Regions from separate parts of the Homo sapiens genome. Here region 1 is linked to region 2. A link is a loop called in an ENCODE intact Hi-C map of the cell type or tissue named here. Cell type or tissue: B cell. All regions are shown on one strand. Each heading gives the region's core, and the rest is flanking DNA. Links, peaks and the distances in the headings are about the cores only. Region 1 has its middle 14 kb from the start of FCRL5. Region 2 has its middle 26 kb from the start of FCRL3.

Evidence for each region. Peaks named below come from ENCODE experiments on the same cell type or tissue, not always from the same donor. Only the 100,000 strongest peaks of a DNase experiment are listed, where the experiment ranks them.
Region 1: it touches region 2 in a loop (8-fold over the local background); 1 of 110 quality-filtered maps calls a loop at or near these places.

What each region holds. Positions count from the first base shown.
Region 1 is chr1:157,564,527-157,568,928 of GRCh38, reverse strand. No RefSeq gene overlaps it. Among named protein-coding and RNA genes, the nearest start is that of FCRL5, 14 kb to the right of the region's middle. In B cell, for the core only: no CTCF peak of the experiment used is centred there; DNase peaks (open chromatin) are centred at 1,166, 1,740 and 2,288; H3K4me3 peaks cover 1,312 bases; H3K27ac peaks cover 2,531 bases.
Region 2 is chr1:157,724,732-157,729,133 of GRCh38, reverse strand. It overlaps the pseudogene VDAC1P9. Among named protein-coding and RNA genes, the nearest start is that of FCRL3, 26 kb to the right of the region's middle. In B cell, for the core only: no CTCF peak of the experiment used is centred there; DNase peaks (open chromatin) are centred at 2,133, 2,624 and 3,733; H3K4me3 peaks cover 2,632 bases; H3K27ac peaks cover 3,800 bases.

The DNA.
Region 1 (4,402 bases), core at 94-4,093, 160 kb after region 2:
AGAAATCTTAGGAGCTCTCTAAAACAAAACATCCCATCACTTGTTCCCAGGGTGAAGGGCAAGGCTCTGCTGCTCCACATGGTCATTCAGGATCCTAGGCTCCTTACATCTCATCGTACCACCATATTCAGGGCTTCCAAATTCTCTGCAAAAAGAGGGAGTGTGTGGCAGATGATCCAGGAGACTCTAGAGGCCATTCCTGAAAGTGGCATGCATTCATCCTTCCCACATTTCATCTGCCAGAATTCAATCACAGTTCCTTGCCTATCTCAAGGGGTGGGAAAATAGTCTAGCTATGGCCCAAGAAGCAGAGGATACAGATCTGCTTATCATCCTGGAAAGTAACTGCCATACTTGGCAAAGGGAAACATTCAGGGAAATTTTACTGGAGGATAAGCACACAGATATTAAGACAGTGACATGTGGAGTCATGAAAAGCTGAGTTCAAATTCAGGTAAGAATTAGTAGGCTTTGTTAAGTCACTCAAACTCTCCAACCCATTTTTAATACTTAAATAATGGGAATAACAGTAAAATATAATAAACTTGAACCTATAAACTTATCGTGAGGATTAAATGCGTGAAATCTTTTTTTTTTTTTTTTTTGAGACAGAGTCTTGCTCTGTCACCCAGGCTGGAGTGCAGTGGCGTGATCTCGGCTCACTTAAATGTGTGAAATCTTAAGCACAGCATAATTACATAGTAAGCATTTAATAAATAGTACCTCTCAGGAAGAGGAGGAAGTTTGAGAAGGCAAGAGGGAACAGAAAGAAGAGCAAAAGGAGATGGAGTTGGAAAATTAGACACAGAGAGGATGTGCTGGGGAATGAAGAAAATGACTTTAGACTGATAGAAAATGTGCAGAGGCATAAGACAATAACATGTGTTCAAGAAATTACAAGCAATTTAGTATATTTGCAGAATAAAATTCTCTTTACTGGAAAATCATGTCAGTCCAGAGAGGGTGAGACCCTAGCAGGCCTTGGTGCCATAATCAGGAGCTTCATCTTATAACAACTGAAAGCCACTGAAGTGCTTAATCAAGCAACATATCCAGGTTTGTGCTTCAGATAGATTCTCCTGGTGGTTGTGTAAAAAAATCACTTTAGGGTAGGAGAGACTGGCTGGTGGTAGGGAGGGTGGTTGGTTGCTGTGACTATCACGTAGGTTAGAAAAAGAGGGCCAGAGCAACAGATGTGCTAGAGCAGAGGGGTGCAAAATTTGTTTTGTAGGAAACAGTAAAAGTAGTGATTGACTGGAGGTGAAGGAGACAGTCTAGGCTGACTCCCAGGAATTTGGCTTGGACAACCAGGGGAATGATGTGCTGTGGAGAGAGACTGCAGCATAATCTAAAAGCTCCTTGGTCATATTGAAGTTTCATTCTTTTTCTATTAATATTGCATTTTATGCCCCATGATTTAATTTTCCAAATCTTTTCCCAAAACAATTTCTAGAAACTTTGAGACTCATATTGGCTTTCTTTCTCCCAGAATATCACTTTGTGTCTTAACTAAAAACAAAAAATTGCCTTTGACAATTTCTTGCCTTTATTCTTGAGTCAAGGTGGAAAGTTGACCTATGTAATCTCTGTGACCAGTGCCATATAATCTATGATTCCCGTGTGCACACCATCAGCTTTCAGTGCACATCAGCTTCATCCCAAATTCTCGCTTGTCGTGTTTAATGAAATCTCCAAAGCCGACATGAACTTGAGATAAGATTTAAAAACAGCCCCCACCCAGGCTAGGCGCGGTGGCTCATGCTTGTAATCTCAGCACTTTGGGAGGCCAAGGTGCGCGGATCACGAGGTCAGGAGATCGAGACAATTCTGGCTAACATGGTGAAACCCCATCTCTACTAAAAATACAAAAAATTAGCTGGCGTGGTGGCAGGCACCTGTAGTCCCAGCTACTCAGGAGGCTGGGGTAGGAGAATGGCTTGAACCCAGGAGGCAGAGCTTGCAGTGAGCCCAGATTGTGCCACTGCACTCTGGACTGGGCGACGGAGTGAGACTCCATCTCAAAAAAAAAAAAAAGAAACCCACAGCCCCCACCCAAATGTTAGTTCTAAACTTGCAGAAAGAGGAACCTCAAGATAAATATATCATTTATGTTTATGCAAAAGTATGTTGGGTCATCGGACTTCCCAGAGCCATGGAAAAATAACACCTCAAGTATTTACATAAGCTGAGGGGACAAGGGGAAAGCCTCAAACCAGTTGGCTTCTATTTTCTGGTTTAATAATGAGGTTTTTCATTACAAAAGGAAGGAAGTTCATCTGCATAGGGCCTTCCTTCTCTGAGAACACATCTATTCTATTATCTCTTAAAAAAGCCAAAGTCATCCCCTGGCAGTTGCCCAGGGACTGCAGAAAAGAGAACAGAGTTACATGCAAAACTGGCTACATGATTTGTGGGGCTGAGCGCAAAAAGAAAATGCAAGGCCCTTGTTCAAAAAGCAAGAAAAAAGGTGCCATTAAAGGCACTTTTTCCTTTATTCCATGGTCTCTCCCTTAACTTGTCATGAGATGCTTTTTATTTGCTATTTAATGTCATTCTAAAAGAAGAAAAAAAATGACATTTTAAATTATCAGTGTGAATTTTTACTGTTCATCTTTATATTTTGCACTATAAAAGCATTTAAGTAGTATGCAGGATTATTAAAATTAGACAATACTTACTTCGTAGCTTATACACGCAGGCATTTTGTTCTTATCGGAACAGTGGAAATGCTACATAATTCAAAAAAATACACAATTCTTTTTATTTTATTTCTTGATATGTGCACATTCTAACAACACTTTCTACCTTTGGTTTATTGATGAGAATGGAAGGAGTGAAAGGTAAAACAACTCCAGGTTGCCCTATCTTTCCCTTTCATTCTTTGAATGGAATGGGATGAATCCTTTCAATGAAAGTGATTAGCTAATATAGGGACGTAACATAAGAAAGATACAATAGATAGAGTTCCTTGGCTGTTTGTTTCTTAGAAACACCACTGCCTTCTTTCTATATGAGAAGCAAGATCTGGATCAAATGGAAAGTGATGTCTTCTTAGGGTTGTCGGTCATTGATGTCATACACTTACCTTGTACTTGCTTTGCATCTCACTGAAGTCCCACTCATTGTGGGTACACTAGAAATACTGGGATCATGTGATATTGCAAATGTGGACATGCATATTGCAAGTATCTCCTCAGCTCATGCACAGACTCTTATCCAATTAGACTTCATGTACCAAACACAAGTTCGAAGATAGAACTATTACAAGTTTCAAGATGGCAACAACAAAGCATTAAACCAAGCTCAGGGCCCTTCTGAGTGCTGGGCCCTGTGTGACCACACCGGACATATCCAAGGAAGCCACCTGTGGTTGGATATTTTCATCAAGTCACAAGAGGCTGGTAGGAGGGCTCTCCAATAGGGAATTGATCTTCTAGAATTAAACAGGCCCCAAACAAGTTCTTACTCTCTTTTAATAAATTATTTGCAACTATTTCAACCTGTCATTGGAATTTCTGACCATGACTGTGCTGGGCTTAGGAGGCTACTGAGCCTGAAAGCCCTGGACTAAGAACAGCCTTGATGAAATAGTAATTGTGTGACTGGAAAGAAGAACTAAGGCAAGAGTTCAGGGTGGTAGGCTGATACACTTTATAACTGCTATTTATGCAGCTTCTGCTATGTGCTTGTAATATACTTTACAAACATCTCATTTAATCCTGACGACAACTATAAGGCAAGTATAACCAACACCTGCTTTATAAACGAAAAAACTGGGGTCAGAATTTTGCAAAAATTTTCCCAGTCACACAGACAGTGACAGAGCTAAGATTCAGTTTCACGTCTGTCCAATTCCAAAACCTATACTCGTATTTATTATTTATGTATTTATTTTTGAGACGGGGTCTCACTCTGTCACCCAGGCTGGAGTGCAGTGGCACAATATCGGCTCACTGCAACTTCCACTTCCTGAGCTCAAGAGATCCTCCCAGCTCAGCCTCCCAAGTAGCTGGAACTACAGGCACATGCCACCACACCTGGCTAATTTTTTATTTTTTTACTTTTTGTAGGGATGGGTTTTTGCCATATTGCCCAGGCTGATCTTGAACTCCTGGGCTCAGGCAATCCACCCACCTCAACCTCCCAAAGTGCTAGGATTACAGGCATGGGCCAACATGCCCAGCCCAAAACCTATGTTCTTTCCATATAACAAGCTTTCTCCATTGCCAAGGATCAGCGTCTGAATAAACAAGGCCAATGCTGTATTGAGACAGCTGAGTGGGAGAAGAGCCACAAAGAAGAGAAGAGTCTTTGTGCAGAGATTTTAGATGAGAGTCACCTTGGCAGGCCCAGCATGTATCCTAAGATGGGAGGAGATTTGCTTAACAAATCTAATGATACC
Region 2 (4,402 bases), core at 228-4,227:
ACATTTTCTTAATCCAGTCTATCATTGTTGGACATTTGGGTTGGTTCCAAGTCTTTGCTATAGTGAATAATGCCGCAATAAATATACTTGTGCATGTGTCTTTATAGCAGCATGATTTATAATCCTTTGGGTGTATACCCAGTAATGGGATTTCTGGGTCAAATGGTATTTCTAGTTCTAGATCCCTGAGGAGTCGCCACACCGACTTCCACAATGGTTGAACTAGTTTACAGTCCCACCAACAGTGTAAAATTGTTCCTATTTCTCCACATCTCTCCAGCACCTGTTGTTTCCTGACATAGGACTTTTAGTTCTTTAAGAAATCTCCATACTGTTTTCCATAGAGGTTGTACTAATTTACATTCTCACCAGCAGTGTGTAAGTGTTCCCGTTTCACCACATCCATGCCAACATCTATTATTTTTTGACTTTTTAATAATGGCCATTCTTGCAAAAGTAAAGTGGCATCTCATTGTGGTTTTAATTTGCATTTTCCTGATGATTAGTGATGTTGATCATTGTTTCATATATTTGTTGGCCTTTTGCATATCTTCTTTTGAGAAATGTCTATACATGTCATTTGCTCACTTTTTCATGAGTTTTTTTTCTTGCTGATTTGTCTGAGTTCCTTGTAGTTCTAAATATTAGTCCTTTGTCAGACGGATAGTTTGCAAATATTTTCTCCCAGTCTGTGGGTTGTCTGTTTGCTCTGATGATTATTGCTTTTGCTGTGCAGAAGCTTTTTTAGTTTAATTAGGTCCCATTTATTTATCCTTGTTTTTGTTGCATTTGCTTTTGAGGTCTTAGTTATAAATTCTTTGCCTAGGTCAATGTCCAGAAGAGTTTTTCCAAGGTCATCTTCTAGAATTTTTATGGTTTCAGGTCTTAGATTAAGTCTTTGACTCATCCTAAGTTGATTTTTGTATGAGATGAGAGATAGGGATCCAGTTTTATTCTTCTACACGTGGCTAGCCAGTTTTCCCAGCACCATTTATTAAATAGGGTGTCCTCTCTCCAATTTATGTTTTTGTATGTTTTGTTGAACATCAGTTCGTTGTAAGCATTTGGCTTTATTTCTGGATTTTCTGTTCTGTTCCATTGGTTACGATATGCCTACTTTTATACCAGTGCCCATGCTGTTTTAGTAACTATAGCCTTGTAGTATAAATTCAAGTCTTGTAATACCTCCAGGTTTGTTCTTTTTGCTTAGGATTGCTTCGGCTATTTGGGCTTTTTTTGTTGTTGTTCCATATGAATTTTAAGATTTTTTTTAAGTCTGTGAAAAATGGTGATGGTATTTTGATATAATTTGCATGAAATCTGTAGGTGACTTTGGGCAATCACAAAATTGTGAAAATAACCATTCTTCCAATCCATGAGCATGGGATGTGTTTCCATCTATATGTGCCATCTATGATTTCTTTCAGTAGTATTTTGTAGTTCTCCTTGCAGAAATCTTCCACCTCCTTGGTTAAGTATATTACTAGGGTTTGTTGTTATTGTTGTTGTTTGTTTGTTTTTACAGCTATTATAAAAGGGATTCCATTTTTTATTTGATTCTCAGCTTGGTTGTTGTTGGTGTACAGCAGTGCTACGAATTTATGCCATTGACTTTGTAACCTGAGACTCTATGTCTTAAATTATACTAGTGCCCTGAAGATGTGGAAGCTGCAGTGAAAGTAATAAATACTGGAGATGCTGAACATGTGAAAAATGAAGAGCTCTTGGTAATGGGCAAGGCATATGTTGGAAAGTTCCTTGTGAGCATAAAATAAAGCATGGGTTATAGTGTTGTTGGGAAAGGTGTGGCTTTTGGGGATATATTAAATATGGGAGAAGGAATTTGAAAAAAAGCAGGGAAGTAGGGTATGGACGGGTGCCAAAAAACCCTCAGAATTACAGAGTGAAAAAAGATGATGTACTGCTCTGTGCTCACTTTTCATTCTTCTCTCGCTTGCAGCTTCATTCAGTGGACAATTTGCTATGTTTCCCTGCTGGTCCTTTCTCATAGATTTTCAGTAACACTGTCCTTCTGACCAGCTCAGGAGGCATATAGATGCTGTCTCAGACATGTGAGGTTGAGAACCCTCAGATATGCAAATGCTCGGTGGTTTCCTCAGGCCCTGATTGTTCTGCTTTCACATACACCTGCTCTGAAAATACACAGTTTTTCTGGTTGGGCAGACACTGTCTGGTCTTTTAAAGCCCTCTAATCGGCCGGGCGCGGTGGCTCAAGCCTGTAATCCCAGCACTTTGGGAGGCCGCGGCAGGCAGATCACGAGGTCAGGAGATCAAGACCATCTTGGCTAACACGGTGAAACCCCGTCTCTACTAAAAATACAAAAAAATTAGCCAGGTGTGGTGGGGGGTGCCTGTAGTCCCAGCTACTCTGGAGGCTGAGGCAGGAGAATGGCATAAACCCGGGGAGGCAGAGCTTGCAGCGACAGAGCGAGACTCCATCTCAAAAAATGAAATAAAATAAAATAAAATAAAAATGAAAGTAAAAAAGCCATCTAATCCTGTTTCAGCCCACAGATTTATTTTGTTTTACTTGCACTTTTTTTGCATTAACAAACTTACATTTGTTGACAAGATGGCTTCAGGCTCTTACTATTAAACTGTACCTTGGAAATACCAAATAAACAAGAGACAAACTTTTGCCTATCAAAAAACCTGTAAAATTGTCATAAATACATGAGGAAACAAACACAGGGAAGCAGAAGCTGCTTAGAGAGGAAGAGGCAAATTAGAGGTAAGAGAATGCTTTCTGAATGAGATCTTTTCTCTCCCCCAGATCTTTCCAAGCTGCTCATTTCCTATTCCAGCAGGGCAATTATTCTACCAACCAGTGGTAGTGGAGTAATTACTAGGATGGTATTAGAACCCAGCCACTGTGGGAAGCAGATAGCAATAGGCACAAATGTACTGCTCCCAAGAATTCCTGTCTCACCACCATACACAGTGGGGTGGGCAACTAGGGAATGACTGTGTCCAGCTAGAGCTCTAGAGGTTTTCTGCCCGAGACTAATCCTCAACACTCTCTCAACACACCAATTCATGACAAGTTAAATAACAGCCAACAAGAGATAATAAATATGAAAATTATAATTGTCAAAATAAGTACCTGACAGATGAATTGATTAGCATACAGAATAATACTAAAGAAAAAAACATAGTGAGCTGGAAGGCCAGGAAAAACTCTCCTAAAAATACCAAGAAGAGGTACAGAGAAGGAGAGTATACAAGTTAAGAAATATGAATGATGGCATAGGAAGTGTCAGTATCTGTATGATTCATGTACTGCATACAGGTACAAATAAGAGAAGAAAACTTATGGAAAAAATAATAACCCCAAATTTTACAAAATCAGAGAAAGACTAAAGATTTCACAATGAAAAGTATCATAATTTGCTAACTGAATTGATTTTAAAAACCTAAATATTAAAGTAAAATTTGGGAATATCAATGAACAAGGAAAAATTTTGAAATACTAAAGAACATAAAGCATTATCTATAAGTCACAGGAATGAGAATAGCCTAAGACTTCTTAACAATAACATTAAATGTAAGAAGTCAATGGAAAATGTTTTCAAAGTGTTCAAAGAAAAAAGGCAAACTTGTTATTTTATATCCATCTAGACTTTTATTTAATTGCGAGGGTGAATGAAGATTTTTTCTTTGGTATTACAGCCCTCAAAATCTTAAGACACACACGAACATGCACACACACACACACACACACACATGCAAACCACTAAAAACACTTTTAGAGGAAGTGCTACAGCAAGATGAAAAATAAATGCAGAAATAGGCCACAAGATAGGGAAAATGAGTTTGAATAAATAAAATAATAAAATTTTGTTCTTTAAACCATGAGAAACACACATGGAAAGAAGAAGTAAAATAAAATTCTATTATTTAAACTCAAGAATGATAATGTGATAGAAGAGTGGGGAGGAAGTTGTTTTGAAGACATGTAAATGAATGTTGTTATTCATCTTAGTAAGTGAGTAATTACCACCAGAAACAAGAATAGAATGACCTTCAAAGCAGCATAGGAAAATCCACCCCCTTACCCTGTTGAGCCTCCTGTGGCTGCCACTGAGCAGAATATGGCTGTCCCTCCCATGTACACTGATCTTGACAAATGTACCAGGGATGTCTTCACCAAGCGGTATAGATTAGGATTAATAAAGCTTCATTTGAAAACAAAATATGGGAATAGACTGGATGTTACAAGCTCAGGCTCAGCCAATCCTGAGGCCATCAAAGTGACAGGTAGTCTGGAAACCAAGAACAGATGGATCAAATGTGGCCTGACATTTACAGAGAAGTGGAACACTGACAAGACATTAGGTGCAGAGTTACTGGAGAAGATGAGCTTTTTACATGGACTAAAGTT